Linked DNA regions of Mus musculus: region 1 is linked to region 2. Evidence: chromatin loops called from intact Hi-C (ENCODE). Cell type or tissue: left cerebral cortex. All regions are shown on one strand. Each heading gives the region's core, and the rest is flanking DNA. Links, peaks and the distances in the headings are about the cores only. Region 1 overlaps St18 (suppression of tumorigenicity 18). Region 2 has its middle 130 kb from the start of Alkal1.

Evidence for each region. Hi-C counts contacts between places; a loop is a spot of excess contacts. Peaks named below come from ENCODE experiments on the same cell type or tissue, not always from the same donor. Only the 100,000 strongest peaks of a DNase experiment are listed, where the experiment ranks them.
Region 1: it touches region 2 in a loop (3-fold over the local background); 11 of 42 quality-filtered maps call a loop at or near these places.

What each region holds. Positions count from the first base shown.
Region 1 is chr1:6,851,709-6,867,698 of GRCm38, reverse strand. St18 (suppression of tumorigenicity 18) reads right to left here. Exons shown (of 22, transcript NM_173868.2): 20 at 12,227-12,330; 21 at 10,256-10,399; 22 at 6,759-9,239. The coding sequence ends at 9,099. Among named protein-coding and RNA genes, the nearest start is that of St18, 130 kb to the right of the region's middle. In left cerebral cortex, for the core only: a CTCF peak has its summit at 8,481 (motif pointing right); DNase peaks (open chromatin) are centred at 5,191, 8,490, 9,575 and 12,016.
Region 2 is chr1:6,481,589-6,497,578 of GRCm38, reverse strand. It overlaps a transcript of St18 not described here. Among named protein-coding and RNA genes, the nearest start is that of Alkal1, 130 kb to the right of the region's middle. In left cerebral cortex, for the core only: a CTCF peak has its summit at 8,350 (motif pointing left); a DNase peak (open chromatin) is centred at 10,341; H3K27ac peaks cover 1,213 bases.

The DNA.
Region 1 (15,990 bases), core at 5,112-13,111, 370 kb before region 2:
GAGGACATGGCTTTGAGCTTTCTTTTTTTATTTACATTGTTGATTAATTCTCCTTAAAAAATATTTATACGTGAGCCTGTGTGAGTTTGCAGGCATTGCACACAGATACAAGCCAATGAAGGCTGGAAGACGGTGTTGGGTCCCCTGAAACTGGGGTTACAGGCAGATGTGAGCTGCCTTGTGGGTGCTTAGAACCAAGTCTGAATCCTCTGCCAGAGCAGCAACTGCTCTTAAGTGCTGAGCAATCTGTTTCTGGACCCATATATTGCTAGTTTTCTTACTCATTTTACTGACTTTCCTCTTAAGATGTTGAATGAAATTGACCTGCTAGTTTATAATGTTTTTCAGGACAGTAAAATGTCTGAAATCTTTTCATCTGTCATTTTACTTATTTCAGTGACTTGGGTTTAGGAATTTCATAGGAAACGAGCGTTGATCACTCTGCTAGGATGTAGCTGGTGTCAGGCAGCAGCAGAGTTCTTGGGCCTTCTGGCAGCAAATGCCAGGTGGCTCCAGATTCTGGTTCATCTGCTGTCACGGGAGTCAGTTCTAACTCACTGAAGAGCTCTTCTGAGTTATGAGAGCTATTCCTGACCACTGAATGCAGATCCTCAGCAATCTCTACGCACCTCCCAGCCTGAGTTGGCTTCCTGCCAACTGTAGCTTTTGGCTGGCCCTTGTTTCTGGATCTGTTGCTCTCTACTACTGCCTCTCTGGGTCTCCCTCCCCTTACCAAGAAGTTAAAGTAGGACAAATGTTCTCTGTTCTTAGATCCTCAGTCTGGCTCAGTTTTAAACAACACATTCTTCCTTAAGATAGCTGCAGCTCCTTTGCAACAGCTTATGTGTAAATTACCGTGCCTTTTGTTGTTCACTGTCTATTCACAGTATTTTACTATTGCAGGAAATTCTGCCAAGATAAAAGCTGAATATGACTATTGTTCATTTTTCAAACTTAAAAAATATCAGTGGGCATGACGTCTGAGCTGTCAGCTTTCCACACAGGGTATCAATTTAATGGGTTACTCACCAAACCTTCGTGTCAAGCTCACCTCTGAACCTGTGACAATCATAATTACTCATTACAATCTTAGTCCTGCCATGGAAGGTCTTTCTGAAACCAGTGCTCTCAAATGACAAGCCATACTTCCATCTTTTTCGAGATGACATTGAGATTGTCATGGTTGTGTATTTACTATTTATGACAGTAAAATCTCCATTGGTTTATTAGTAAAAGGCTGCTTCTGCAGAAAGGAAAAGGATTTTTTTGCCCTCTCCCCCTTTTCATGTGAGTACTATATAGTGCAGGCTAGTCTGAAAGTCACAATCTTCCTGCCTCTGTCTCTGCAGGACAGATGTGAACCACTCCACTGTTGGTATGTTTTTCTTATTTTCAGTAGGCTTTCTAAACTTAGAATTCAGAAAAAGGAGGAAAGAAAGGTGGGAAGGAACTGAGGGGGAGGGAAAAGTGAGTGCTTTCCAGGCCATGTGTTCACTGCCTTGTGGATTTCACAATGTGATTACCACTTTGTTTTTGTCTCTGAGAAGAAACAATTATCACTGCTCTCAGTTTCTGCCTTGAAATTTTACTCCACAAAAAAGAAAGAGTAGCAAAGAAGCATATGATTTGCAAGCTGTGGCAAGGAAAAAAAGCCAGCTATTTTCTTTTTTTCTCTTTCCTTTGTTTCTGTCTTTTCTTTTCTTTCTTCCTTTTTTCTTTCTCTCCTTTCTCTCTTTTTTCCTTTCTTTTTTGTTTTTTTGTTTTTGTTTTGTTTTGTTTTGTTTTTTCGAGACAGGGTTTCTCTGTGTAGCCCTGGCTGTCCTGGAACTCACTTTGTAGACCAGGCTGGCCTCGAACTCAGAAATCCGACTGCCTCTGCCTCCCAAGTGCTGGGATTAGAGGTGTGTGCCACGACCGCCGAGAGTCTTTCTTCCTTTCTTTCTCCTCTCCTCTGCTTCATTCTTTACTTCCCCATTTTTTCTCTTCCATTTTGAACAACTTTGTGCAGAAGAAATGGACAGAACTCTGCTGACAATACAGAGAGTTTTTATTTTTCTAAAAGTCACATTTCTAAAAGTCACATTGAATGTTAGAAACCAATAAAAACAAAAAGAGAAATTAACACTGAAATGGCACTGTATTCAACTCAATGCATACAAATATTTTTATTTCAGCCTGTGCTGCTAGTCAAATCTTAGTACTTCCAGCTACTGCAGGGATAAGGAGGGAGCTCTGAGGATGGGTTGAGGGGAGGCTTGGAGAGTAGGGAGGCCAGATGAGGGACACAACCCTATGGGCTAGACCTGGGGAGGAACAAACCCATAAAATATGCCATACTTATCATAGTTCATACATAGTTAATAGAATTTTATGATATATATCACTTTGCATATTCTCAGTATATATAATGTACGATGAATGTTAGCATACCTACAAGTATTTTCTTCCTGGGCAAAATTTTCTTGAATACCGAGCCCATGCTAATAAGACTGCTTTTGGGTCCACTGCTTGTCTACGGGGGACAACTGGCTAAGGACTGTCAGTTCCCTGGTCCTCAGTTATTTCATGACACTGGTTTTCTAAAGTATTATTAGTGGCATATCCCTAAAGTGCCACATATATTTTAGACTATATTGCCCACAATTACAAAGTTTTCATATAAAATTGAAGAACACAGTCTGTTAAAACAGTAAAATGATTACTTAACATATGACAATACATACTGAAATACAAAATTCTACCAGAGACAAGGCCATTCCATAAGAGCAGGGGATTCCTTTCTGTTTACAGTCAGAATACTTCATAGCTGCTGAACATCAGTGAAAAGTACACTTTACAGAGCACAATAGTTTATACCTGGTAAACATCCGTGGGAAGTGCATTTGAATCCGTCAAGTGCCTATCTAAAACTGTCACATACACACAAAATAGCCAATGACAGAAAACCTAAACCCAATCCAAAACGAGTTATTTACATCTTTTGGGTTTTTTGTTGTTGTTACAATTCATATTTTTAAAAATTTTAGTTCCAAACACAGAATCAGTTATGGAGACAGTGGAAGTTTTGAGTGAAAGCTTTACAAATGTCCAATACATGAGCAAATTTTTTTACTTAGTAGCTTTTTATACAATATATTTTGATCATATTTTCCCTTCCTTCATCCCCTCCCAGATCCTCACTATCTCCTACCTATTCAACTTCATATTCTTTCTTGCTAAAAATGAAAATAAAACAAAACCCCCAAATCAAACAAACAAAAACATAATATGACAAAAATACCAAAACAAAATCAGATGAAACAAGAGCAACAAAAGTCACAGAGTCTATTGTGTGTTGTCCAGCTCCATGAGGTCATGTTGCTGCCCTGCCATGGGCATGATACACCTAGTATCACTGCGGTTGAGAGAACTTGTTTCCCTCTAGGTTGAATTGCAAATAGTCTCTTGGCTAGGGACCAGACTTGTGTCCACTTCCCCCTCTCTGTATTGGACTTTTGTGTGGTTTGAACCTGTACAAATCTTGTGCATGCTGACATAATCAGAGTTCATATGTATACCAACTCTGTTGACAACAGCATATTTTTATGTAAAAACTTTTATAAGAAAAATGTTCAGAATGGTGTGTTCTTACCATGACAGAAAAGATTCTTTCAGACCCTTTTCCAAAAGTTTTGAGTAAATGATATCTCTTACTTAATGAACCAAGGCAGGTTAGGAAGTTGGACTTCCAGACAGGGGTCATGTGCTGGCAAAAAAATGTCCTTCCGGGCATGGGCTGATATTCATTTCAGAGCTGAGTTGAATCCTGACCCTTGTACATATTTAGGGCTGGGAGGGCACCAGCAGGATCTTTATTCTTCCCAATTCCAGTTTCTTAGAACATAGTAATAATTTCACTTACAATGTAGCTTTCGAGCCCATGACAGTAAATTCAGGAGCACACCTAATACCAGGTGTTAGGTACGATGGTCCATTTTGATTGTTCATTCAGTTGAGATAATAAACATATATAGATTAGCGTGCCAATAAGGGCATTTCCAGAGACAGGAAGATGGTGAGGGTTCTGCCCTAATAAACAGATTGGTCCCTCCATGGATTTTCACTACAATGTCATTACTGAGAAGTGGTAGAAGGTAGGAGGCAGGGCCAAGTTGGAAGGACGATGTCATTGGGGTGTATTCCTGTAGCTATATCAATACTGGTCCTTTCTTTTCTTTCCCCATTCTCTCCTCCCTGGTAAGGACTTTTCTGCTTTGCTACAGCCTATGGAAGTAGCCCTTGTATCATGGTTACAGTGATGAAAAACAAATGACTTAGTGACAGCTTGAGCTCAGCTCTTAGCCTCTGACTAAATAGAAGGATTACTATCAGATTAACAGAAACCTAAACTTGGCATCTCTCAGAAATCTTGTCAAGCCATTTACTGTTTGTCAGGAAAGCTATTTCTTCCCTTATCCACCTGCAACAGTCAACTGCCTTCAGCAAGGTGCACCTAGCTCTTGATTAGCTCCAACAATCTACCTCAGTTCAAAGTTTCCATGCTATCCTACAGGTTGTTATGGCCTGCATCTCATCTTCTCCTGCTCTGTCAGGCTGTTCGGGCTCATGCGCTTTTCCTCTTGTCCCCTATAAAACTGGCAAAGCTCTTCCTGCTGCCACCCCCCCCCCACCCCCCCACCCCCCGCCCCAGCAGTCTAAATCCCCAAATAAACTGTTTTTCCCCTCATGGAGTGTTCTAGTCTAGTGGTTTCATATCATTCCTGCTCATATCCTGCAGATGAAACTGTATCTGGCAGGAGCCTAAGAAGATTCTGTTGGTCAAAGTGGTGATGGTCAAACGTGTATAATAGGCTTTCTTATTTCTGGTAGTGTAGACCAATGTGTGTATGGTGAAATCCATGGATTTTAGTAGATTTTTCTTCAAACACAGGGAAGCTGCTTGATTAGCTTTGCAAGCAAATGGGGTTGAATCTAGGGTGCATTTTTGTCCAGTTTTATTGTTTTGGGCACTACTGTTACCTGCGAACCAGCCATCTCACCATTTTCATTGCATATGGTAACATGGCTCCTCAAGCCCAAGGGTTTTCTCAGTATACAAAGCATCTCTGACTGCGAATGACAGTGTGGACAGTTATTAGCAAGTTCAATCTGCTTACTGTATGTCACCTGCTGGATAGCTGAAGGAAACAGAAGGCACTACTTGCAGGCCACAATGAAGTGGGTGGAATGTGTGGAAAGACACATCCAAAACATTAGTAGTGAAATCCTTATGTGCTAGAACAAGGCAATTTCTCAATTCATCTGTCCTGCTCTTTTCATACAGGACTTTGGATCCAGATGAAGCATGCCGGAGTTCTAAATACCTCAAGATTTTATTTTATTTTACTTTTTGATGGAATGGTAATAGACAGAAAATGATGACAGAAAAAGTTCTTATCAATTTCACATCCTATTACAATTGAAATACACTGAATATAGTTGTATTGCTTTACTGCAAGAAATATTTGAATTGCTAAACAAATCAACTCCACCCTCTGATTGTTAAATCTCTTCAAGGAAGGTGGCAGGCATGGAAGATGAGGCTTTAGAAATATGCTGTAGCAACTCCACTATCAAACTACACCTAACCTTGAAATTCAGTCTTTCTTTGCAAAGCAAAGGCTGCTACTGAGAATTTGAACCACGAGGTATGGAGTTTTACACTGAATCTTCAACCCACTTTCCTGAGCTTTCTATCTCCAGTCATCTGGATTCCTTTTGTACTTTCTTTGTTATTCATGGGTATTTTCCCTTCACACTCCATACTTGCGGTTCCTCTGCCTGCCATGTCGTTTACCAGTGTCTCGACCAATCTGGAACTCACACTTTTCCAGGAAATACAAGGTGGATAGCAAACCTTCTTGCTGTTTCTACAGGAGAAATTGTATATTTACATGTCATAATACCTGTCATTTGCCTCATGTCCTCACTGAATTCAAGACCTCAGGAAGTTTGTTCTGATTAGAAATATGTGATGGGAAAGGGCAGATCTTGCTAAGTCCCAGTAGAATTGATACAATTCTATGACAAATTTGTATCATGAACTGTAGATACAACTTTCTCATAGACAGCAAAAACCAAGGTAGGATGTAAAACATACTAAATTAAGTAGACACTAAGATACTGGCTGAGCAGCTCGCATCGCTTTCCCAGAACACATATGAGCATTTCGTGTAAGCTTAGTGACTGAAAGTACGTGGTGCTCCCTGAAAGCAAACCTAATTTAAGCCCAGCTCCCGCTTTGATCCAGACTTCTCTTTAGTTAATTTGAGTAAATTTTACATTGCCTATGAGGAACAATCATATTTAAGAGATGTGTAAGTCTGGCTAGAAACTCAAAAGTAGAGAATACTGATGACTTAGGAAAACAAAAGCAGGTAGCCTAGAATTATCACATTTTTTGAACCTACCTTGCATAAATGTAAGCTATATTCAGGACCTCCAGCAGTTTGGTATCAGGAAAGGACTCCTTGTGTGCTATTCATTAGATCTGGGCAAAATTCTTTCTAGTTCTAGCAAAGGCAAAGGCAAACCCCATTTTGGAGATATGTTCTACACCAAGGTGTTAACCAATCAAGATGTTAACCAACCAAGAATCCTCTCAACCAAGGGTAAAAGTGTTCAGAAGGAATTGTTCTGTGTTAGAGGTTTTCTACCATATCAGGAGCTGTGGGTCATGGGGTTGGTGACATCTGTCTTGATAAAGTAAATATCATGGCCAAATTCATTATCAATTTTTATTTCCTACCATACACCAAATGCACAGCACTGAACACAATTTTGTTGCAATGATGTAAGAAATATTAATCATTTGGAGAAACAGTATACAAACAAACTACTTCAAATAAAAACGCATACATCACTGCCTTTGTTTTTGTTTACAAAATACCCAATTTACAGTATCAATCATTAACATAGTTGAAAAGAAAATAATTCAGTGCATGTTATAAAACACAAGTACGAGGAGGCAAATAAATACAGATACACTTCATAAAACTATATGAACACAAATAAATTAACTGAAGCCATGTAAATTATAGTAATAAATACATAGGATTGCAGGAGATCTCTTTAAATAAAATATATAACAAACTTGTTAAAATATTTAGCAAAGTAAACTTCTGTCTTTGTAATAAGTGAGCCCATTTGTGTGCTTCTTTGAAGTATTGTGTAGCAAAATGTTCAAAGACATACTTTAATAGGAAACTTTGTGTCCCATTTATAGTAGACACTACTCGCAGTAGCTGCTTATTTTAAAATTGAGCTTTAAATAAACACCTTTCCTACCTAAGAACAGACATCTCATTTTCACTAAACTAAGATTCAAGAGTTCAAATGAACCCCAAGCCAAAGATAAGCGCCACGTGATGCATAACAATATCCACGGTTCCACGAGAGTGGAGTGACTATACCACTTCTCATGTATCAGAGCATGTAACAGTAGTAACAGTGAATTCAAGCCTGTGAATGCCATCACACTAAATCTAAATATTCATGAGGCTAATAAAAAATAAACACTTTTATTATAGCACAGAAAATTAAGCCCACACTAAAGTTCATGTGTACTTTTACATAGAGGCACATCTGCACATGAAATGTGTGTGCACACCAAAAAGGCAGTTTAGCTGGTTGTCTATACCTTTTCCTTAAAAAAAATAAATATAAAAAAACTTTTGAAACAATGCTTAACTACTTTACAGTCCCTGAAATAGACATTGCCTTTACTACAGCAACTTCTAAACTCTGATCCAGTTGAGATTGCAGGTTGAATTTCACGTGTGGATGAGTGTGAGTGCATATATGTGTGTAGACTGTGCTGTTGTGTGTGTGTGTGTGTGTGTGCATGTGTCTGTATGTGTGTGTATGTGCATGTGTGTACATGTATGTGTGTGTGTGTAACATCCTTTGTGTCACTTGAAGTTCAAGAGTTTTATCAAATTGAAACTGCCTTATTTATTAGGGAAGCAAAGACCAATGCTGCCAATATTCAAGGTAACCACTTAGCTTGGAATAGCATTTTTTTTTTCAGGCCTTCTGTTTTGCATTCTATTCCAGTCAACCCAGTAAGATAAATGCTATTTCAGGGGATACGGTATCTACACAATTTCCATTTGGATGTGTCTGTAGTTGTAAGTACAAATCTACACCAACATTGTCACTTGTATATTGTACTAACGTGTAGCAGGAAAAGCCAAGCTGGTCCCATCAAAGCTTATTTCTCATTTTGGGAAAGGGTTGCCAACTAGCCAATATGACTTGAAAAACAAGAAGACAAATCTGATTCACTTAAAATGTATGCTTTAAGCAGTCTAAATAAATAATTCATATTAATTAAATCTCTGCAGCCATGTGGAATACTATGCTGACTATTTTATTTAATTATTGCTATCAAGTTCTGAGTGCGCTGTTTGCTAACATCCTGTGCTTTTGTGAGTGTGGATTTCCCACTAGTGGGCGCCATTTATCTTCATAATCCTTCACAGCTCACATTACCAAAAGCCATTTATAAAAACAAAACCAGTAAAGGAGAAATGGAAGTGCACAGTAGAAACCAAGCTTGACCACAGTGTAGTCCTGACATCAGGATTTCCTTCATACATTTCTTTTGTTTTGTTTTTCTCATTTAAATCCAGAAAGATATGTGATTTGAGAACAGCATTTCTATTTAAATCCTATTAGAAGATAAATTAATAAACACACCTGTAAAAATATAGTAGACTTCAAAATGCAGTTAAAAGATAAAAAACTCTTTGATTAGTAATAAATAAAATATAAAATGTCACATTTATTTTTACATATACTTTACAAAATAAAGAGTGCAATGAAGAAAGAAAAGAAAAAGATATGAAAATAAACGAGTTTAATAATTGACTGCATTGCTTTTAATCCAAAGAGTTTATCATAGTTTTTCTTTCCTTTTTATGTCAGCTGGGGAAAAATTAGTGCAATGTTGCAATTATAAACACAGGGACAGCCTCTGGGCTCCAGGGGTATTAGGCCCCTGCAGATTTGTGGGAGTTCATGGCCGTAGTGACCTCTGTTTCCTGCATACTGTCGTTCTACACATGGATGCCCTTCACCGCCTGCTTGATGCTTTCCAGTAGAGCTTTGCATTCTGGGGAATAGTCCTGTTCCAGATTGCTGTACATGTCTGTGAGAGTATTTACATATGCTTCAAAATTCTGCTCATTGATAGGCCCCTGATGGAGACACAAGGAAACCAATCACAGAGGTTCAGCTGCCCCAAGGAAGATCAGGAGATAGTGACAAATGTTGCCAACTTATATAAGTAGGAAAAGAAGGGTTTATAGGACTGTGGCAGTTTGGGATAGGACAGAAAATGTGTGTGTGTGTGTGTGTGTGTGTGTGTGTGTGTGTGTGTACTATCTGTATACTCTTAACTCATGGCATTAATGGAATGCAATTGAATAGTATTGGGGATCAATCTGGAACCACATAATAAATGCTGAGCTAGAGGTGTCCAAACTATATGTCTTTTCTTGGGAAGAGTCTGGGTCTCATTTGCACTTTTCAGTATAAAACCAGCTGTCTGTGGAAAGTATGCTAGGAGGATGAAGCTTTTGCCAAGTGGTTCTTTAACAGTCCTATGTTGGAATGGCAGGGATTGTACTGAGCTGAGGAAATTAACAGCATCACCAATATAGCTCCCAGCAATGCATCTCCAACTCCAAAGACTGATTTACATTTGTGAAAATGTAGAATAAACTTTTTGTGAATTCTAAATAGTTGCATACTTATGAATAAGGGGTAAGGGATAAGAGATAAGGGATAGGAATAGGAATACGGATGCCTTGGTCACACACATGCATTCTATGTTCCATGAAAAGAAGTTGAATATTACAATGAGATTATTGGGAGTGTTATAGTTCATGAGTTGAGTAGATGATGCTGAGGGATGTATAGAATCAACTGTTTGAAAACATATTTACAGTGAGTGAGCTCTGGCATCCAGCTTTCAAATAACTTTATAAGATAGCTTTAAGTAAACCTTCATCCTTAAAGAGTCCTGGCCTTTTGGAATGCCACTGGCCTTGAATTATCTGAATATGCATATCTACCGTGTTCTTAGATTGCGAAAGCATTAAGCATGAAAATGAATCAGGGGTAGGTGACTGTCAATAGTTCAGCCACAGGGTAATGGAACAAAGACATTGAGGTAGATGATGGGGTAGCAGAGCCTTGCTCTTGGTCTTACCATCTGTGGAAGTTGGATGTCAGCAAGGCTGGAGATGAGAGCCTGGCTAAGCCCTGCCAGCTCCTTCAGCAGACTCTCATTGCTCTGTTCTATAAGCTTGTTCTCCTCCTCTATGGTCTTCAAGTTGCTCTCCATAGATGTTATCTACAGCAGAGGTAATGACATAAGAAGCAGAGTTAGAGGCCTTTAAAAGGTCTCTGGGGGAAACCTGAAGCTAGATGTAAGTGCCAAGGGATGCCTCCATCCCAAACTGCAGCCCTGCCCTTGCATTCTAAGTGTTAGATACCTCCAGATTTATACTTTTAACAAGACTTTCCATGAATTGCAGGTCTCGCTTCTCTACATGGCTATATGGTGGCTATCTTATTGTCAATATGCCCCAGGGTAAATCGGCTATTTTCCCAATTCTTGCTCAGTAGCATGTCTCTTCTTTGCAGTGAATGACAACTTGAAATGTTGCCCATATTCAGGGTTTTTGCCCTTGTACTTCAAGTTCACTGAGAATTGCTTGCAAAATGTGCAGGATGAGGCCACTATCCACTTATGTTGTGGCCATGTGGACCCAGCCATTTGGTGTGATGCTATCACTTCTCACAGGTGACACTGTGTCAGCTTTGCTCTGTATAGTCTCTCCTTGGTCCTCATCAATTCACTACCAAATTTAGTTTTTTCCAGGTCATGGTAGAATGTACATCAAGGATAAATGAATTACTCTAAAGCCCAAACAATTCAGAGGCTCCTAATTCCATCAAAGTAAATGCTGAGGCCATCAATACCAAGTAAGTTTTTCTATGTAAACAGCCCGGTCTCATCTCTGGTACCCTTCTGTAATTTGCCCCATCTAGATATCTACCTCTAGACATATTCTTCTATTGCTTAAATCTCTACAATTTTCATGATTAGGAACCTATTCTGTCCAAAACGGTCTTCCCCATAAGAGCTGACCAGCTCCTTCATGTCTAAATCATTACTGACACATTTCTTTTTTTCTTGGGGCTTGATCATCCTGTTTAATATTAAATACCTCCTTCTTATGGCAGCAGATTACACACACACACACACACACACACACACACACATTACTGGTTGGCTTCCCCACTGAGATTAAGATCCACGAAGAAGAGGCTATGTGTTCTTTAGAAAAGGTTTCAAGAGCCTCATGCTTTCCAAATGGAAGTATCAAGTTCTTCCTTTGGATTTCTGTGGTATTCAGAAGACTGGATGAAGAAACTGATTCAGAGAAGTGGACCTGCTTAGGTGAGGACTGCAGAGGACAGTAGAAGCAGCTTATCCTTTAGGAGGGAAGGAAGGAGAGCAAAAGGGAGAAGCAGCATGAAGGATCCTCTCCCCTCTGCTTGGTCTCGTTTTTCCACTTCTAACTTCTTGCAATGCACTTATTTTTGCTGTTTGAGATGCTGCAAGACCCAGAGTCTTGCAGTGGACAGGCAAACAATTTACCACCAAGCTACTTCCTCAATGACAGAATTTGTGTTAGCATCTTAAAAATTCTGGATTGAGTGAACTTTTCTTTCCTGGTGGACTAGGTTTAAACATTCCTTGGAATTTTTGTATAAAATATTTGTATAAGATCTGCTTTTAGCATAAACATCATATAAAGAATTTAATGCTGTATTTGCATTTTAAATAAAACCAAGGACTCTTTGCCTTTTGACAAGTTCTCTATAAAGTTCCACACGCTCTACCGGAGTCTACATGGCCATCTGCTCTATTCGCTCATCAAGGGGGCTTCTATGCCAGCTAGGGATAGGAGGAGGAGTAACTCCTGCTGCTGCTGCTGAGTCAATAGCCACAGGCATGAGCCACTCATTCAAGATTTACAGTAAGTACCTGACAGAGAAACACATTGCTCTATGATATTAGCAATGTTTCAGATGCAAGACTCAGGAAGGTCAATGTTTTGTACCCACTAGAGACCATAATCATTTTTAGAAATAACTAGCGTTTTTTAACCTGGGTCTGAAGTTTCATCATATCTGCTTCAATTTTAAGGTTGGATTCATTCAGTTCCTTGATTTCTTCATCCAGATGCCTAATTTCTTCATCACCATCAATACCTGTGAAGAGTTAATAGTTCACATTGAAAACAGAAGACAAGGCCAGCGACAAGTTATTTTATGTTTCATTTTTTGTTTGTTTGGTTTTTGTTGTTGTTGTTGTTTTTTTTTTTTTTAACCCAAACTACATTAGGATTCTAATAAGGAAACTGTTTTGGAATTTAATGCTTTCTAAGAAAATGGAGTGAGAAAGAACCAGCTTTCAGGTGGGTCCACTGTGCTCCATAAGACCCAAGGAGCCCCCACTACAGCCCCTTTAGCATGTCCCATTGTACTCTTTGCATATGTGAAATTGCTATGCCCCTAAAATTAAAATAACTTGAAAGAAATTAAATGAACTGAAATGTTCAAATCCACACAACCTTTTGTATAGACACTGCAAAGACAGTGAGGTCACAGGGATTTCCAGCAATTAAATATCTGCTTAGTGAGGTGACCCTTAGGAGCCATGCCTAGAGGCATAGCTGGGGCCATGAGCAGATGATATGGAGGCCAAATTTCTCTGTGTGCGCTTGGCAGGCAGTACATGTAGTTTAGGAGACAGAATACTGTTTGATTGTTGCTCTTGCATTTGGTCACTGATTAATCTTTAGGCTTTAATTTCTGTAAAAATATGCATAGTATCTATGTGTGAGAATAACTGCAATCAAATGTAGACTGTGGAACAGCCTCCAGTGAACAGGTATTAGTTTTCATCATTGTTTTGTACAGTGAGTGTGAATACATTTTACACATTGAAAGTCTGGGAAAGGTAGAAGAGTGCCACAGCCTGGAGTGAAGTTAATCTTACCAGTCTGGAGAAATGGGTCTATACTAGTGCGTGATAACAGAGAGGAATGAGGACAATTTGCTTCATGTTGGTTCAAGAGCAATTTTATAGGGACATTTTCTATTATAATTTTACCAAGGCTGGGCAGTGGTGGCGCATGCCTTTAATCCCAGCACTTGGGAGGCAGAGGCAGGTGGATTTCTGAGTTCGAGGCCAGCCTGGTCTTCAAAGTGAGTTCTAGGACAGCCAGGGCTATACAGAGAAACCCTGTCTCAAAAACAAACAAACAAACAAACAAACAAAACAAAACAATTTTTAATTTTTTTTTTTTAACCAAGACTAAGCTACTGTAGTTTTCTGAGTGGAAAGTCCATAACCTCTTGTTATGGCTCAGGATATGATCAAAACTTAACTTCTGGTGTCATATTTAATGGCTGGAAGCAGGATCCTTAAGGAAGAGATTGGGATTAGATGGAGTTATGAGTAGGGTCCCTGGAATGGCACCAGTAACTCTTTATGAAGAGAGACTGGAACTAGCACATTTGTTCCACATGATACCCTCCACTATGCAGTCAGGCATCAGAGGAAGGCTCTCCCTGACCAGATACCCAGCAGATGATGGTGACATGTTCTTGGTCTTCTCATCCTCCAAAACCAGGAACCTAATAGACTTCTATTTTGTAAAATTTACCAATATCAAACATTCTTTATAACAACTGAAGATGAAGTATCTACTGAAGGTGAAGGTTCGTTCATGTTCTCTGTGACCCAGCAATTTCATTCCCAAGGGTATGCCCAAAACAGGAAGGTGCATACAACATGCAATCACAAGATATGCACAGCTGGACTTCACAAAAGCCTGATGCTGAAACAAGCCAGATAACTCCCCCACTCCCAGTCATGGTGTGGAGGATCCTTATAAAATACTTATTTTTAATTGTGTATGTGTGCATGCGTGTGCTCATACACACCTGCACAGACATACAAATGCATACATGTGACTATGGGTGCCTGTGGGGTCCAAAAGATGGGTATTAGATCTCCCTTGGAGCTAGAGTTACAGGTGGTTGTGAGCTGCTGAATGTGGTACTTGGAACTGAAGTCAGGTCCTGTGCATGACCAATAAGCATTCTACAGCCCTGAGCAATCACTTCAGCCTTTGGATAATTTGTAATAATATAATATGAAGCAAAATCCTGTAAGACCTGAACTTTTACACACAATGTCATAAAACAGGTGGCTATTTTGTAGGCACTGATGCTTTTTAAAAGTGGGTCATGCATATGCCAATGAGAAATAAAAATATGCAATAGATTGATTTCACACTGGATTCTGACACTCAATAAAAAAGAAGACAACCAAGATGTTCCTAGATCAATCTGAGTAGAAATCAACAGTCTGACATTGCTCCACAGCAGAGAATGGACAGGGACAAAGGCTCATATTAGTGTAACTGTGATGATTCCATGGGAAGAGATCCATGATACCTAGAGAATTCTGCTGAATTTCTAAGAATCACACATCTGTAGGGACAGCAGTCTTGTTTCAGGGAGATAACACATAGGAGCTAGGGAAAAAGGGATTCTTAGTGGCACGCATTTGAGTACTGTCAGCACCTGGCAGTTTTCTGACTTGACCAATTGAAAAGTCCCCTGGCTGTATTTCTCTGACACACTGTTTTTTCCTTTCTGTCTTTCTAGAATCTTATTTCAGGTATTTTTCTTTTTCAAATAATGGGTGACAAAAAGTATGAAGAGACAAAAAGTATGAAGAGTTTTGAAGTATTTTTGCACAAGCTGAGTATTGTAAGGCCCCTCACTGGAGCATATTCTCACTCTGACTTCAAAACTACAAAGTCAGGCAATGGAGAAATGGGCAAATGACATGAACAAGATGAGCATTCCAGAGGGAGAACAGAAAGTACATGGATGCAGGTAGGAGTGAAATGGGTGTTCCTAGCACTTAAGAAGGTACACTAGGAGAATGGGTTATGAGAACCTCATGGGACCTGGAATAGGATTCATGGAATGATTTTAAGGCAGAAAGTTGCTGTGACCACTTCTCCTTCTATCTACATTCTCCATCAACATCCCAGCCTGCCAGCCTGCCTGCCTTTTTCTTTCCTTCCTTCCTTCCTTCCTTCCTTCCTTCCTTCCTTCCTTCCTTCCTTCCTTCCTTCCTCCCTCCCTCCCTCCCTCCCTCCCTCCCTCCCTTCCTCTCTCCCTCCCTTCTTTCCTCCCTCTTTCTTTCATGAAGCACTAGAAATCAAATGTAGGGCCCTGTGCATGCAACACAAGTGCTACCCTGCTGAGCTGCATCTCCAAAAATCTGCCTGACCTTAAAAACACATCTGGATTTTTTTGTGGAGAAGGAACAGATGGTGAGACAGAGAAGAAGCTAGAAGATGCAAAATGATTATTCCTGGAGTTCTGGTTAGATGTCAGTTCCTGACCCATGACCATGTGATAAGAAGGGAAAGAGATGGATTCAAAATATAATGTGAAGGCAGAATTTGCTTGACTTATGATAGATTAGGAAACATGAGAAAGAAGGAGCTATGGTGAGTATTTTGTTGTAATAAGTGGTATAGTTATAATGAGATGCCTTCACAATGAGAAGGAACAGAGGCCGGAAGTTTGGAGTAGGATGGATGATTAAATGTTCAATTTTGGATATGCTATGGGATGCTTTTGAGAATTACTTTTAAGTGAGAGATTGGTAATGGGATTCAGTTGAGAATACTCACTGTTAATGAAGATGGCTGCTATAGTTTGGTTCTTCTCTGAAGTCCAAGGGCCTATGAGTTAAGGCTTAGTCTTTAGGGTAGTACTCAGAGGAGGTTGTGTGGATGTTAAGAGGTTAGGCCCTGTGGCTGGGCTTTAGGTATTTAG
Region 2 (15,990 bases), core at 4,199-12,198:
TGGTAGCCCAGTAACAGTTCTGACTATCTGGAACATGGTTACCTGGGAGACCCCAGCAGTTAGGGAGAAATGAAATGAGGGCTTCAGACCTCAGTGAAGTGGGGTAACTCAGGTGTTTTGATCCCAGATCTACAAAGATGGGGCACTGCAGCTGTTTGGCCTAGTGAGTGGCATATCACAGATTAGTCAAGAGGACAGGGCAGCAGAGCCTCTCAGGCATTAAGGGTGTGGCTGCTCTACTATGTGGAGTTCCTGGTAATCAGGGGCAGGGTACATCATGCATATGAGTACCAAGATCATGACTGTCCTCATGGGAAAGCTCTCATTCCTAAGGAGTCGGGAATCACACTGGTTTGGGTACCAAAAGTCTATAGCAGATCTACTGGGCCCAGGTTCTATGTAGCTAAGGGAAAATAAAATACAGTAGCAACTGGGATATGGGATATGAGATGGCCTCAGTGGTCCAACAAGATGTGCATGCTTTAACAGTGATAGCCTATGGGACATAAGTTAGAGTATGACACAATGTGGGACTCCCTCGCCTGAGTACTGCAATATGTCAACTTCTGGTAGCACTGTAAGCTGGGCTCACGTATGAAAACTATAGGTGTGTCCAGTGTGAACACCACACATAGTGGTCACTGGAGACCTTTGCAAGCTTTCTGTTATAGAGAACAGTTGTCCCAGTTTTGTGGGAATCCTGGCTGCTGGGTGAGGGGACAAAAAAGCCAGGAGTTTCTTTCCCTCCAGAGTTTCCTACTTCCTGAGTTTTTGCCACTCCTCTTCCTGTCCTCCAGAGCTCTCTTTGAATCACTATGATCAAAGGAAATTACTTAATAGTTGTTTGGGTCATTTCTTAAAAGAGCTAGCCTGCTGACTCACTCTGCAGAACTCTTAATAGAATTTGAGTTGATTTAAGCATCAACAACATAAATAGGAAATTAATGTGCCTCAGTAAATTACAAACTATAAAACAAAATGACAGAAATGTTGATGACAAAGAACTAGGAGTTTTGCTACAGGTAGGCAACAAACATTGTCACTGATAAAAAAGGCAACTACTCACTTTCTGATATAAATCTTCTATTACTTTCTAGACTATCTTTAAACAGTAAGATGATAATTTCATTATCAGTTTGGATGATCAATCAATTGGACTTCTAAGCTCTGAACACAATCTATTACTGCCTTCTTATAAAAATATTAAATATTTATAACAATTCTAATGATTATTGTGATGCTGAAAAAACTATAAACTATCACTTATTAAAACAAATAAATGTAACTAGCCATGAAAAAGAGAATAGTAGGTTATCATTCCATCCTTTCTGTAGAAAACATTGCAAAAACAATACTAATATAATGGTGCTCAAAATGTAGAAAAACAGATGTTCCAAGACTATGACAAGCTGATAATCAATAAAAATCAATTGTATAATAAATCAGAATTTGTTTTGCTTTCGAAATACAGCTTCACTTTTTAAGTCTATAGTTTTTTATAACTTCATTTGTTTATTGTAACAAACATTTACTCTAATATCTAAACTAATGCAAACATGGGTCATTTTGTATTCTTTTTTAGATTTACTTTTTTTTCCTTTAATCAAGGACAATTTATTTACTTGTTGTAGTACATTTACACAATGAAGTAGTACTACTCAGCTATTTAGAAAATAACATCATGAAATTTGCAGGCAAATGGGTGGAACTACAAAAATAATCATCCTGGGTGAGATAACCCAGAACCAGAAAGATAAGCAAGATAAATACTTACTTATAAGTGGACATTAGCTATAAAGGAGAGGATAATCATGCTACAATCCACTAACCCAGGGATGCTAAGTAACGAGGACTCTAAGGGGATCTCTATGGATCTCCCTGGGAAAGGGTAATAGATTTCCTGGGTGGATTGGGGGAAGGTTCTGGAGCAGAAGGAAACAGGTGGAGGGGGTAGAGGGGGAGAGTACTGGGAGAGACAACTGGAACTGGGGGGACACTTTGGGGGCAAAGTAGAAACCTAGTGCAATGGGAACTCCCAGGCATATACAAAAGTGAACCTAGCCAAAACTCCCAATAATAGGGGATACAGAGCCTGAACGGGCTGTCTTGAGGCAAGGCTTGAAGCAGAGGGATTAGGATATCAACCCAGCCACAAAACTCAACCTACAATTTGTCCTGTCTGAAAAATGTGCTGGGGTAAAAGTGGCACAGATCTTATGGAAGTGGCCAACAAATTATTGGTCCAATGTGGAATCTATGCCTTGAGAGAAAACCCACACCTGGTACTATCTGGAAGAACAGGAACTGGAGGCTGGATGGATTTACTTTGTGTGTGTGGGGGGGGGGGTTCTTCTGCAGTATGGATGTGGACCACATGCATGCCTAGTACCCATGGATGCCAGAAGTGGGTTCAGGTCCCCTTAGAAGTGAAGTTACAATGACAAGGAACTATTGGAAACTGGTCTTCTGAGAGACTGGTGTAAGTGCTTTCAACTTTCATCTCCTCAGCCCCTATTTTTGTATTCTCCTCTCCAAATGGGGCCTAAAAATTGTATAAACTACACATCTCACATATGAATCCGCACTCTGATGATTATTCTAAGAAACTGTTCTCTAGTAATACAGATGTGAAAAGTGGTCTTGATTCTTTATGGCTCTCAGTTTATCTTCCTGGAGAATCTGAAAACGCCAACCCTGTACCAGTTCACACTGGCCAGCTCTGGTACAGGATCACCATACTTACTCAAACTTCCCTTACTGATATCATGGGACCATCACATCTCTTAGTAAAGCTCACTAAGACCTTAGTACCACCTCAAGCTGATAGGATTTATCCTCCTGTTGGTCTTGAGACAAAGCGCTGGGAGGCTTAAAGTTTTGAAAAATCTTTATAATTTCCAATGTCTTTATTATATCTTCACACTAGATTGACAACTTAATTCCTTAAAAACTTTCAGATAGAAATTATTTTCTTTTTCTGAGAAGCCCTGCAGATGGATCTCAGATGTGCTAGCATCTATTGCACACTGCATTCCATGTTTCCCTCTATTCTCTCTCATTCTGTTTCCTCCATTTGCTTGTATTACATTGTCCTTGACTGTGTCTCTTTTTCCTGTTTATTTAACCTATACAGTTTTCAGGGGCTTTTGTATTCTAGAGATAGTTCAGATAAATCCTCCCCCTAACCAAGCATATGTCTCAACATCACTGATACCTGCTCCTCGGGGTAAAACAAGAGTGTGTGTCATGTTTTGACTTAACATAAATGAATACTGTTCAGTAGGAGCTATTACTCAGTTCTTGTGTAGGTTTAGTTTATGTGTTTATTTTAAAATCCTAAGTCTGATCCACATGCTTAGAGATGGCCTGGCTCTTTCCCATAGATCCTCAAAGTCACAACACATAGCTAATTCAGACCTTCATGATTCGATTTTAAGTTCCCTGCTAAGAACTTCACAGCTCCTTCCTTGTGGGTGAAGAAAATAAAAAACAGAGGTTCAGTCCTAAGTTCCTCATCTGGTCCACTGAAGAAGGAATTCTCCAAGGATCTTTGCATTCCTCATTTTCTGAGCCTTGTTCTACCTAAAGCATGTCTTATTTTCTTTTGCAGCCCATTCTGTTAAATCTCCATAGCCTTCTAAAATGGATGTGATATTTATTATTCTAATATTCCTAGCTCCTTTTCACTCTTTTCAGTGTAGATGTAAAAATCATCAATGCATATTTTAAAACAGGTAAAATATAACATACATATTCTGAGAATATCTCCCTAAAAGACGATAATGTGTTTAAAGAGAAAAATAGTAATTCTGTAACAGAGAAACACAGCAGATGTGGCCTTAACAGGCAAACCACAATGATGGGCAAATCAGTCCTTCCTGAAATTGTGCAATGCAAAGACTCCAGCACCATTTCTGATACTCCTAACCAAAACAGGAATGCCATGAACCGGATCATGACATTCCTAAGCAGAAGAAAAATATGCAAATAACTATCCCCTAACTTTCAAAACCAACAGGGTCATGATAGAAGAGTGAAGAAATATTCTCAATTAAAAGGAAATGCAGGACATTATGTTAAGTAAAATGAATCAAACACAGAAAACAAACATCACATGTTCTCACTCACAATTGGAAGTTAAAATACTTATAGAATAGAAGTCACCACAGGTTTGAAAGGGGGGGAATGAAGAGAGGATGAATAGTGGGTGCAGGGTACAGTTAGATAGACAGAAAACACTCTGTCATATATCACTGTGGAGTACTTAGAGTGACAACATGGATGGGTTGTCAGTACATAGATGCTCCTTTAAAACAGGTAGTTAAAATAGTAAAGCAGACAGCTGTGGCTAGAGTACAGACTGATTGGCTCCATGTTCTTCAAGATCTGTCCTTTCTTCATTCAAGAAACCTGAGTTTCTTCACTTGTGCCACAGAAGCAAGCACTACTGCCTATAGGGGCTCTGGAGAAGATTAAAGGAGACAGCACTTTCAGAGCTTTGAGACTAGGCTTGAGTCCAAGAAGTACTTGCACACTAATAGCAAGAATGAATGGATGAACTGAAACTAGGCAGAGCAGCACTTCCCAGGTCAGAGAGCATACATACCCAGTGTCTTTCTCTGGTTTCACACCATTCTTAACATTTACAAAAAGGCGGGTGATGCAAAAGGGAAGGAAACAAGAAGTAAATGACAACAGAACAAGACATGATCTTACAACCCAGCATAATAAATACCAATCATATGGTACAGTTTTAACCAAAGCCTTAAATAAAAAACAAGTTGCAAATCCTACTGATTGTCTTTAATGCTCAAGCTTTTTCTGTATGATAAAAAGTGTAAGTATCTACATATAAAAAGGAAAATAATTTATTACAATTCTCCTAAGCATTGAAAACAACATACATCCATACTTCAAGTCACTTTGCTTACAGCCAGTTACTAGGTTAACCTGCTTGGAACAAGCTCATGATGGTGTTTATGCTTTTTGAACAAGCTGATGCGGGGAGAAAGCATTTGCTTAAGATTCCCATCAATGAATGCAGAGCTTAGACTAGTCTTTAGCGTACACAAACATCATGCTTATTAACTCAGAATGTTCATTCAGTTATTGAAACATGATAGCTAATGAAAAACTGATTCTCTATTATACAAATTAGCTTTGCACAAAAATCCCCTGGCTCTGGAATAACTGTCCACATATTGGGAATCATATACTTCTCTGAGGTTTTTAAACTGTGACTTAGATGTCAAAACTTAGCATCAGGGCTTTGAATACACAAATAGGTTATAAATGATCAAACCAATCCATCTGACTAAGAACTTTCCAGCTAGATTTCAGCTTAAGAAATACTAAAACTACCTATGTGTAGTACAGTCCCTGCCAACACACACAGCATCCGCTCAGTTAAAGCAGCACTGTGACTCATATCACCTGTTTCACTGATCCTGCTACATCTTTTTCTGGTCAGAGTTCTCTCTTAGGATTAAAACTTTTATGAAAACAAATAGCAAATATTTACTCAAATTGATTATTTCACATCCAGAAAACTATATTTCCTACTGTAAAGATCTATTTACCTTTGTTAATTTTAACAAGCCAAGGATTAGTCAAAGCAGTCACCACAGGTCCATAAGCAATAGGAACTGAACGATTGCTAATTCATGTACCATATCATATATGCTTTCCTTTACATACAGAAAGGTCCTTATTAACATACCACACATGTCCATAAAAGATTTTCAACAACCTTCTTAGATACAGTTCAATAAAATGTTTAAATACCCATACATACGCTAAAAAGGAACAAAATATAAAATATAGGAGAAAGGGTGTTAAGGACGGAGGAGGAACAGAACAAGAGTGGCCGTAATTTCAGGCATTATCAGATAATAAATCACTGATCAAGACAGTTCACTAAACTTTTATTCAATGTGACATTGACTGAGAGACTTTTATAGCTATCTGGCCTTAGAAAAGCAATTTGTTCCATTAAAGAATTCTACTATGGGATCTCAAGATTAAATATACTAGTATGGAGACTATACAACTAGCTGTGAAGTAAATGAAAAGATAAAAAAAAAAAGGTTAAGTTGTACTATCCCATTAGATGAAGTGGCATTTCTCATTTTAAAGAAAATTCAATAAACTCAATGGAAGGAGCAGGAAGAGCAGCAACAACTAGCACAGGCTCAGCAATTCCAACTTTTTCCTTCTCAACTTTAGGAACTCCTGAGGAAGTGAAGCGATTACAATGCTTTCCTCTGAGTGAAATGGGGTAAGACCCTGCTGCTGACTTCATGACAAGCTACACAAGAATAAGATCTGCAATGCAAGGATCAGCATATGAGAGCCACCTAAACACAGAGGGAAATTATCACTCAGATACGTGGGACTGAGGGTTCTATCCCAATGTGGGGAGAAGATAGTGTCCCGAATGAATGCATAGTGTTTGATGTGAACACGGCCATTTTAACCACCTCAATGCTTCAGACCTGTGAGAATAGCAAAGCCTTCCTAGGCTATATATGGATGCTGAAACTGCACAAAAATGTTTAATATAGCTTCTTCTTCCTAATGTTTACAGCCTTAGACTATTCCTCCACAGAGACCTGCCATCAAAATTAGCCAAACTTGCTTCCTTGTTCTACTATATATAACAACCTTCCTCCTCATCTAGCTGTACACAATAAACCCACCTTTCTGCTCATGGTTACCTAATAAACTTCTCCAGCACCATGTCTGCCTCCAGGCTTCCTGCCATGGGGATAATGGACTAAACTCATTAAAGTATAAACTAAGTACAATGAAATGCTTTCCTTTAGAAGAGTTGCCTTGGTCATGTTGTCTCTTCACAGCAGTAGAACAGTGACTAGCACACCAGGTTAATCCAAATGCAGCACTGTAGTGATGAAGGGCACAAACTGGAGGCGCAACACTCAAGAGCCTGCCTAGGAACTATAAGAAGCCAACCCAGCTAGGAGTATGGAGCCTTTCTCTCCAACTTTTTCAACAAAGAGGGAAACAGGAAGCTGAAGACTTGTCAACCTATGAGTAATTTACATGAAATCCATCCTTCTCTTGACCAAATTATGCATAGTAACATAGTACATGAAGTCTCTGGTATTTTTCCTTTAGCACATGTTACAATATACAAGGAAAATGAGAGGCAAGTTCAAGGGCACTTTTGATGGAAGCCAGATGAATTGTTACAGTTGCCTGGGAAACCTTTGAAAGCAACAATATTTGATATGTCAAATATCTTAAGTCAATATGGGCCAAAGTAATATAGAAGCTAAAACCAAGCAAGGAAATTGTGTGAAAGGGAACACTCTCAATGTGTTATGTTCTCAGAACTAAACTTTTGAAAGGAGAAAAAGACTTCATAATCTCTTAATTAGCCTAAAAGAATGCCAACTTTCAACACTTAGTATAAAGGCATTTCAATTACCTAAACATTTATGTACAAACCCCAAGAGCTTGTAACAACCCTACAACAAAACAAAGTCTTCACATAGAACTTTATCCTGTGTCTTGTGATGTGGTTGCAGTCTAGGGTGTAGACTAGTATGTAGTGTATAGAGTGTGATTTCTTCTCAGATTTCCAATACAAAAACGTTATGTCCCAATGTCGCATGTTAAATGTGTTAATGAGAACAACAACAAATGTTCACTGTAGCAATTCTGAGGAGAAAAATATTTTACATAGGACAATGAGCTGTCACGTTCTATTGAGGAAATATGCCTGTAATAGGAAAAATTTCCGAATTTATATTTTCCCCAAAATATACTCTGGAAAGAGATTCCACCATAAAGTTGATTTTGTTATTTTTCTTCAGAAAAGTGACCCTAAAAAGCTACATTATGAAAATGTATATACCTTACTGGTATTCTAGTTCATATAGAGTTCATTTAGACTTTTGTAACAGAATAAACCAAAAAGAAAATAGAAACATAACAGCTCATAGATGCAGCTCAATAGCAGAGCACTGCATTCGCAAGATCCTAGGCTTAATACCCAGTAGAAGAGAAGAGAGATCAAAATGTAAACACCCAGGAGCTTCAGGAAATTCAGTATGTCCCTGTACCTCAAGATTTGCACAGTGAAATAGCCACTGAGGGACCATCATGCTTGGTGTTTTATTACTTTAGAAATCTAGAGTTGCAGGAAAGGGCACCCACTGGGGGGGGGGGGGGAGAGGGAAACAGATTTTAAGCAGATATTTGCCTCATATGTTTTTGGTTGGTTGGTTGGTTGGTTGGTTGGTTGGTTTGTTTGTTCGTTAGCTAGTTTGTTTAGTTTTTCTGATAACTGGTTGGAAACTTTTTGGAGTTCTATTGCTCTGAGCTGCCCTCTGCTGTTATCTTCCTATAAATATTATATGGAAAATCCTCTACCCTCCCACATCTCTACCCCATTTCATCACCGATGTTATTCAAGGGCTGCCCTTCCTATTTCTCCTGCATAAATGTGGAAATATGGAGGACAGCACTTCAGTTTTTAAAATGTAAAGAATTAACATAAAGCTTTTTTAGTTTGAGAGCTTTGATTTTAGTTTTATTTCATTTTTGAGATGCTGCTCTTTTCAGAAGACTTCCACAGTTACAAACTAAAGATGATGTGTCGTCTAAGGAGCTTGGCTTTTTACAAATCAGTAAGGAAGTCAGTATGTTGTTGTGAATTTACTTAAGGTATGATTAATTTCCAAGGACAGTCTCCATTCTTCTAGTTGTACGAATGAGGGTTACAGGAGAATCACTTCTTCCTGCATTATTCATCTGACTTGATCTGAGGGACCATGCCAGTGAATCTGACAGCAATTTATATGAATTAATTGTAAAGAGAAAGGTTCTAGCTTGTGTGCAGTCAGAAATCAGAAGTTCTTTTCTGTGGAAACACCTGCTATGGGCCTGACCTTGTTCCCCATTCTCTTCTGCTTAGAGCTTGACTAGCTTCATCAGTCTAAAGACTCAGACCTGACACAGTCCTAAGAACTAACAGCTTCATTTCAATCCACAGCACAGAAGAAGAAATCTGGTTATAATGCTGGTGTCCTACACTCACAACTTGCTGTGATCATTTAACAAATTAAAGTGATTCCTAAGCTTTGCAATAAGGAGCAAATTCAGAGTCTTAAGTACCACAGGATGGCCAGTGCAATCTCTGCCTTCCTGAACATCTGTCAAAGTATGCATTTGAAAGTTCTGAAGCTATGTTCATGTTTTAGAAACCCAAGTAAGCTTGGCATTAAGACCTTGTATTTCTCAAGGAAAGAAAACCATTGTTTGGTGCCTGTGTTCTAGTAAAGAGACATACATCATACATATGCCACAGGTCTCTTACAGGGACAAACCAACCATTTAAGTACTCAACATATCTTCATATTTGATACTTATTATATGTAAGCAACAGATGTATTTCTCATATGAGCATCATTAAAAAGTGCTTTTTCTAAAAGAAAATTTTAAATAGAAATGAGTCAGCCTCAGTACAAATCCATACTGTGCAGGCAGCATTTGTAATATAAACACACTGACGCTTCACAGAGGGTTTGTAGAATCTGATGATCTGCACAATGTCGCCTATACCCAGATCACATGTCCTCTCCTCTTTCATAGCTGGTTACTACAGCTCCCGGTGACTACCAATGGTCACACTTGATGCAGGGCTCCCATAGTCACGGTGGCAAAAGAGAGGTGAAACAACAGCTGAGTCCTCCCAGATCCCTGTTCAACTGTCCCATCCACCCCAGTCCTGCTAGTTTTCTACCAAAGGCCAAGCCAGTGTGAGATGTAACCATAGAACTACAATCTACCTTTGGCAATATTTGTCCTTACCTGTACCTGGTAGATGTCTACAGGTATGTGGAGAGTCATCTCTTTTTTGATATATTCCAAATGTTTTTACGATATTTCTTTTAGGGTTTCTCCATGCTGATCCATTCAGATATCTCATTACTGTCTAAAAGAGAAAAATGTTAAATTATAATATGAAAGTCCATTCTTTTTTTTTCAAATTAGGACTAAATGAAGACAAACCACTGAGACTGGCACCTTGTACAGTGCTAAGAGGTGTTGGCTTTTGTGTACTACGATGCCACAGCCTTTTCTCCTCTTGTAGCTTTACTAAAAAAAAAATATTTGTTATTTCAGATGAGGTTTTTTTCTCCTTACCTCTAGTATTCCTGTGAGGTCACATTCTGTGAGAAACATCCTGCCCTTCTCCCCACAAAAAGGTTGCATAGAGTCAGAATGCAGAAGCCTGCAACTTGCTAACTTTGCTCTGTGTTATTTACCAATCGCACAAAGAAAATGCTGTCTATTCAGAACTCATTTCAAAACTCTTTTCACTGTGAGTAAGCGAACAAGCGGGCTCATGTCCCAAGCCACAGTCATATCCCCAGTGGTCCAGTGATGGCTATGGAGCTGGCACTGAGTGGCACAGCCTTCAGGCATCCTACAAGGGTCTGTTGTGAACAGCCTAAAACCTTCAAAGCCAGAAGTAAAGAAATAAGGTGGAGTTGGGCTTCTTTACTCTCCTCTCCACTGTTTCTGTGCTAATTTGCCCTGTGTCTGTTATCAGTAACCCTTTCCCAAAAAGTTCCTTCTACCTAAAGGGTACAAGATGTCACCAAGATGACAAAAGAAGAAGCTAGTCGGTAGCTGCAGAGTTGCTGTCCTTGGGGCAAGTAATTTCAATTATAGAGACCTTAGTTGCTTACTAGAGCCATGCAACAAAGCATGCCCAGGCATCTCCCATTCACACCTCCCTGTGCCTCTTTCTCCCCTTTCCCCCTTCCCCCCTTTCCCAATCTTTCTCTCCCCTGTACCTGTGCCCTTCTCTACCTGTCACTACCTCTACCTCTACCTCCCTCTTCCTCTGCACCTCCCTCTCCCTCTGCCTTGCCCCCTCCCCCCTCTCTCTGTCTCTCTGTCTCAATCTCTCCCTCCTTTCCTCCTCCCTCACTCTTAAGCTCTACTAGTCAAGCCTCAATATATAGCTTACTGTTTCTATTGACCACATCAAAAGACATTGAGGAAAAAAACAGAAAGAGGAAGCCATGGATAAACTACCAAAGGTATTTGGGGGGGGGGGTTATTATTATTATTATTATCATCATCACCAAACTGCAGGAACTTCAAAACATATGAGACCCATCCAGAAAAGTGCTTCAGTGTACCACAAAATGCCCAGAACTGAAGAAAGTACACACAGGGACCATCTGAAAGAAGAGAGTAGCATATTTCATGGAAACATGGGAACATGGGAACGAAGCGTGAGCCTGCTGTCAGGAACTGCCCCAAATACAGCGTTCTAGAAAGCACATCATAGAGAGTTACACCAGAGTCAGTCAGGACAAAAGCAGAATGCTAGGCATCCATATCACTCCAGATGCTCTGATTCCTTGCTGCATATCCCATACACACCCCCGTGGTTGGTACATGAAGGGAAAGGGGTGCCAGAGCACCATATCACCGATATTATCCCATAAGTGGGAATCTGGTCCCACTGAATAGGATGAGAAGAATAAGAGCAAGTCGGGTGTGGTGGCACACGCCTTTAATCCCAGCACTTGGGAGGCAGAGGCAGGCGGATTTCTGAGTTGGTGGCCAGCCTGGTCTACAAAATGAGTTCCAGGACAGCCAGGGTACACAGAGAAACCCTGTCTTGAAAAACCGAGAGAGAGAGAGAGAGAGAGAGAGAGAGAGAGAGAGAGAGAGAGAGAGAGAGAGAGAGAGAGAGAAGAATAAGAGCATAAGCAAGCTGAATGTTGGTTCTTTCAGGAGTTGTACTTTTTCAAGTGGTCAGCTACATCAATCCTTTAGACATTTTTGACAGACTGGAATCTCCAAGAAAACAGGCTATTGCATTTTATGAACCTTGAGGTTTTCCCAGAGTCAGAGAGTATCTGGCCCATGGCAGCCAACTAGTTTCCCAGCTAGTATTTAATTGTTCTGCTTTAAGGCAATTTTTCCATTGTGGTCATTTTAGAGAACTCTAGATAAATGTCTATTCTGAAGCTTCTATCTGTGGCTCAACATCAATATTTTCTACAAAAACAGCAAACATTTTAACAGACTTTGTGTTCCCTCTACTTCTTCCACTCTTCCAAGTCAGAGAATCTCTGAAAAAGTCCTCACTAGCTACTTTACTATTCTGCCTTGCAATTAAGGTTAAATATTTTGAATAACATGTAAGGCATTTCTTTTTGGCCAAAAGAGAAACTCAGGGGAATAAAAAAATAAATTAAATTAAATTTTAAGAAAATGAAAAGCAAGCGTTCTCGTGAGCTTCCCAAACTGAGCAAGTTTGGGTAAGCATATGCAGGCTCAGTTTGGGAAGCCACAATATGCCATTTATCCCTAACTAGATGACGGGACAGAAATATTGCTGCTGAACCAACCAAGGGAAATATGCTGCTCATCCAAAACAAACTTGCAAAATCTAACTTCCACTGACAAAATGTCTCACAGGAGAACTTTGCCTATGTATCATTTTAAAGTAGTTTTTCCACTTGCTATGTGAAACTGGTAACTGATAACCCAGGGGCATATCTCAAAAGATGGAATTCTTACACATGAAATATGAATTTAGGAATAATTCAGAAGTAACTAGGTAAAGAGTCTTCCTGGAGATAAGGCTAGGTATAAATGGGTGAGAATAAAGAGTGAGCATGTGGTTAAAGCATTAAAAGCCAAGACTCCTGGGCCAATGAATCACAGTCTACTCACTCCCTTTACCCCTCAAATCTTTTACTTATTCACCAAGAAGCCCCTTTATATCGACCAGTCTAGGTCCTCCAACAGATAGATTTTGCTTGCAAGAGCTGACTTTGACCCAGGACTAGATGAATTTGATGAAAGAAGTTGAAAAATCTCCACTGGAACTGTGTTTAAGAATAGGGGCTCTAGGAAAAGCAACTTCCAGGCTTCCTCCTGGGGATATCTTGACTCCCCCTGTTCTAACCCTGTGCCTTCTTCCTTCTTTAATGTTGGAGGTGGGGTGAGATGCCCTAGTGTAGATATCCTTTGGGCAGCCTAAATGCAAATCACCCCTATTCCTTTTCCATTAGCACTTTCTTGACTTCCAAAGTCCATCAACAAAGCATACTGTTTACAAATGTTCTAAGGATACTGTCAGAAGAAGCTGAAGTTGAGATAATCTACCCATACCCAGATAAAATCTCACTTTCTAAAAACAAAAAAACAAAAGTGCTCAGAACAACATAGGAATCCAGTGCATGGTAAAAATCCACACAGCAGTCCAAAAAATGGTGCTGTGAAATTCTCACTTGCTGGCTACTTCTAAGTGCTTGTTCCTATATTAAACAGCCATTTACCAACTACCCATTTTCCAAAATATCCTTAAAACAACCATATATAGTAACATTCTGTTCAGAAATAACAACTGCTTAAGGTTTGGGTTGTTGCGGCTTGTTCCTTCTGGAAAACTACACTTATTAGAATTAGGGAACTTAACAGCAAAGGTTGTTCTAGTGTTTATCCATTAAATGATGTTTTCTGGAGGAGTTCATGTGGCAAGGTGATAACTTAATAACTATTGGCAAAAAATTGTCACTGTTTCTATAGAACTGTACTCAAGCAGAATAGATAATGATTACTCGTGCTTGGATTCTGGAACTTGTGGAATCTGCTTTCTGAAAATGCCTTTTGGAGTCTGCAGGCAGCACTGGCAAGGATAAAAAGGAAAAAGAAAACGTTTTGCTGGCAATTTACAAAGTACAACTAGCTCTTGGAACCCCACGGTATGGTGCAGCAAAATGCACAGCCCCGCTGGTGACATCAGATTACAGCCTTGAGAATGGGTGTGGGAAGCAGGCCAGGACATAGCTGTCACTGGTCACTAACACTGAATAAGCTGAGGAAGGGGCAGCCCACAGATTCCTGATTCTTTTTCCTTACGCCATGCCAATTTTTTTTTTTTTTAATTCTTTGAGAAACCAGTGGGCGGGCACAGATGGGAAGTGGGAAGCTGCAAAGGGAAAGAAGATGGTACAGAGAAGAGTGCTGAGCCAGGCGCTCCTCTGCAAGTGCATCCTCCAAGATCCAGATGGCATGGCCTTTCTTTGCTATTGCCACCTGGCACCACTGCCTCTTCAGCGCCCCCTATCTGCTGTCAGGACCATATGACCATAATTGATACCAAGTTACCCTTTATCAATTTGCAAACCCAAAGGCCAGAGCTCAAACAGCAACCTGTGAGGTATTCTGTTAACACAATAAATGTTTTAAAAGAGCAACATGTTTTAAAAGAACCTGTTAGAGTGCCAACTTCCAAGAAATGCAAACTCTACTTAGGGGAATGCTCCTTTACCTATGCAGCAGAATTTAAAGCAGTCTTTCCCTAATGAGTTGTCAGCAAATGTCACCTGCTTTAAAAAGTTAGCGGCTGGGAAGGGAGAAGCTGCTATGTTCTGAGCTGTGTGTTTTCAAAGCTTAGAATGGATGAGGCCCCTGTTCTCTTTTTATGCATGTGAGTTAGCTCTGAATCAGAGAGCTGTACAGTGACACTTGAGGGTGAGCTGTAACATCTCCTCTTTATAGAATACAACTTATTAAAGAGGAGGAGGAAGAAGAGGAGGAGGAGGAGGAGACTACAAAGACAAGGCTCTACAGGACACTGCCAAAGAGATGAACTCAGGGAACTCTTGTGCAGCTCACTGGGACTTTTGTCCTTGCTAGGAACCTCTCCCAGATCCAGGCTGGTGACTCGTGCATAAAAGACAATTTTTTCCACTCACAGAGTTTGCAGTCTAGTTACTAAAGCACTAATACAAAAAAACAAAAAAACAAACAAACCAAAAAAAAAAAAAAAAAAAACCCCTAAAGAGCAAATACAACACAACACTGAGGTGCTATTTTAGAAAGAGGGGCTAAAGTGCTCCAGAGCCAATATCATTGGGCTCTACCTCTCCAGGGCACTTTGCAGGGCTTCTCTAGAAGGCTGATATTTCATTGGAGATAATGAAAGTGGTAAGAACCAACTGGCAAAGGGGATTCTCTCCCAACCCACCCATGGCATGTGACAAGAATCCAGAGCAAGAAAGGCAGTGGCTGGAATGGACGTGTGTGAAACCAAGCCCTGGCGACACTGCCAGAGGCTTCACACCACTGCCAGGGGCTTCACACCAGCTGGGTTCTTACTCTCTGTGACTGTGACTTGAAAGGGAAATACCGGGACGTAGGATCGGGAATGGAAAGGAGGCACTTTCGTGGAGCTATTGAATTCTACAACATATGGTAACTATAAGGGAGATTACTGTTGGGACCTATGGGAATGCAACATAAATGACTAGCCTAAAACAAACCTGCATAGAACTACTTAGCACTCTGTCACTGTACATTTCTGTCCCACAATCACATCCTAGCCACCAAATAAGGTGGACACTAAGAACTAGTAAAATTACTGTCACTCATCCTAAACAGAATAATATATGTACTTATAAAGAACTACGTTAATGATATTTTTAACATTGCTACCTGTATGACAAACATTTATGCCCCTGTATATGTGAATACAGTGGTCAGATCCCAAGAGCAGCACTAAGCCTATGGCTCATAGCAGCAGATTGCTGTTTATTTATGTATTTATTTATTGCTTGCTAGTCTCTCAAAAGCAGCCTTGAGAAAGTATAGGCAATAATGCATGTTATTCATCTTATAGCGGAAAACTAAAACAGTTATCTAAAATACATGGTTTATAACTCTATTCCTGAACAGGAAATAGAAGCACTCAGCACTCATCATTGTAGAAAATAGCCTTTAAAAAGAGAGTAAGGTACATACACGTCTCTTTGTAAAAAATAAAACAAAACTGTAATAGTACGAAGATAATATTACATAATCTTTGAACAGAAAGCCCTGTGTGATTCAACTCATGTAAACCTACAGAAGCTAATGAAGCTGGCCAGCAAGCACCATGACTTGAACGTGTGCTGCTCCCCAAGCTCATCCATTTAATAAGTTGGG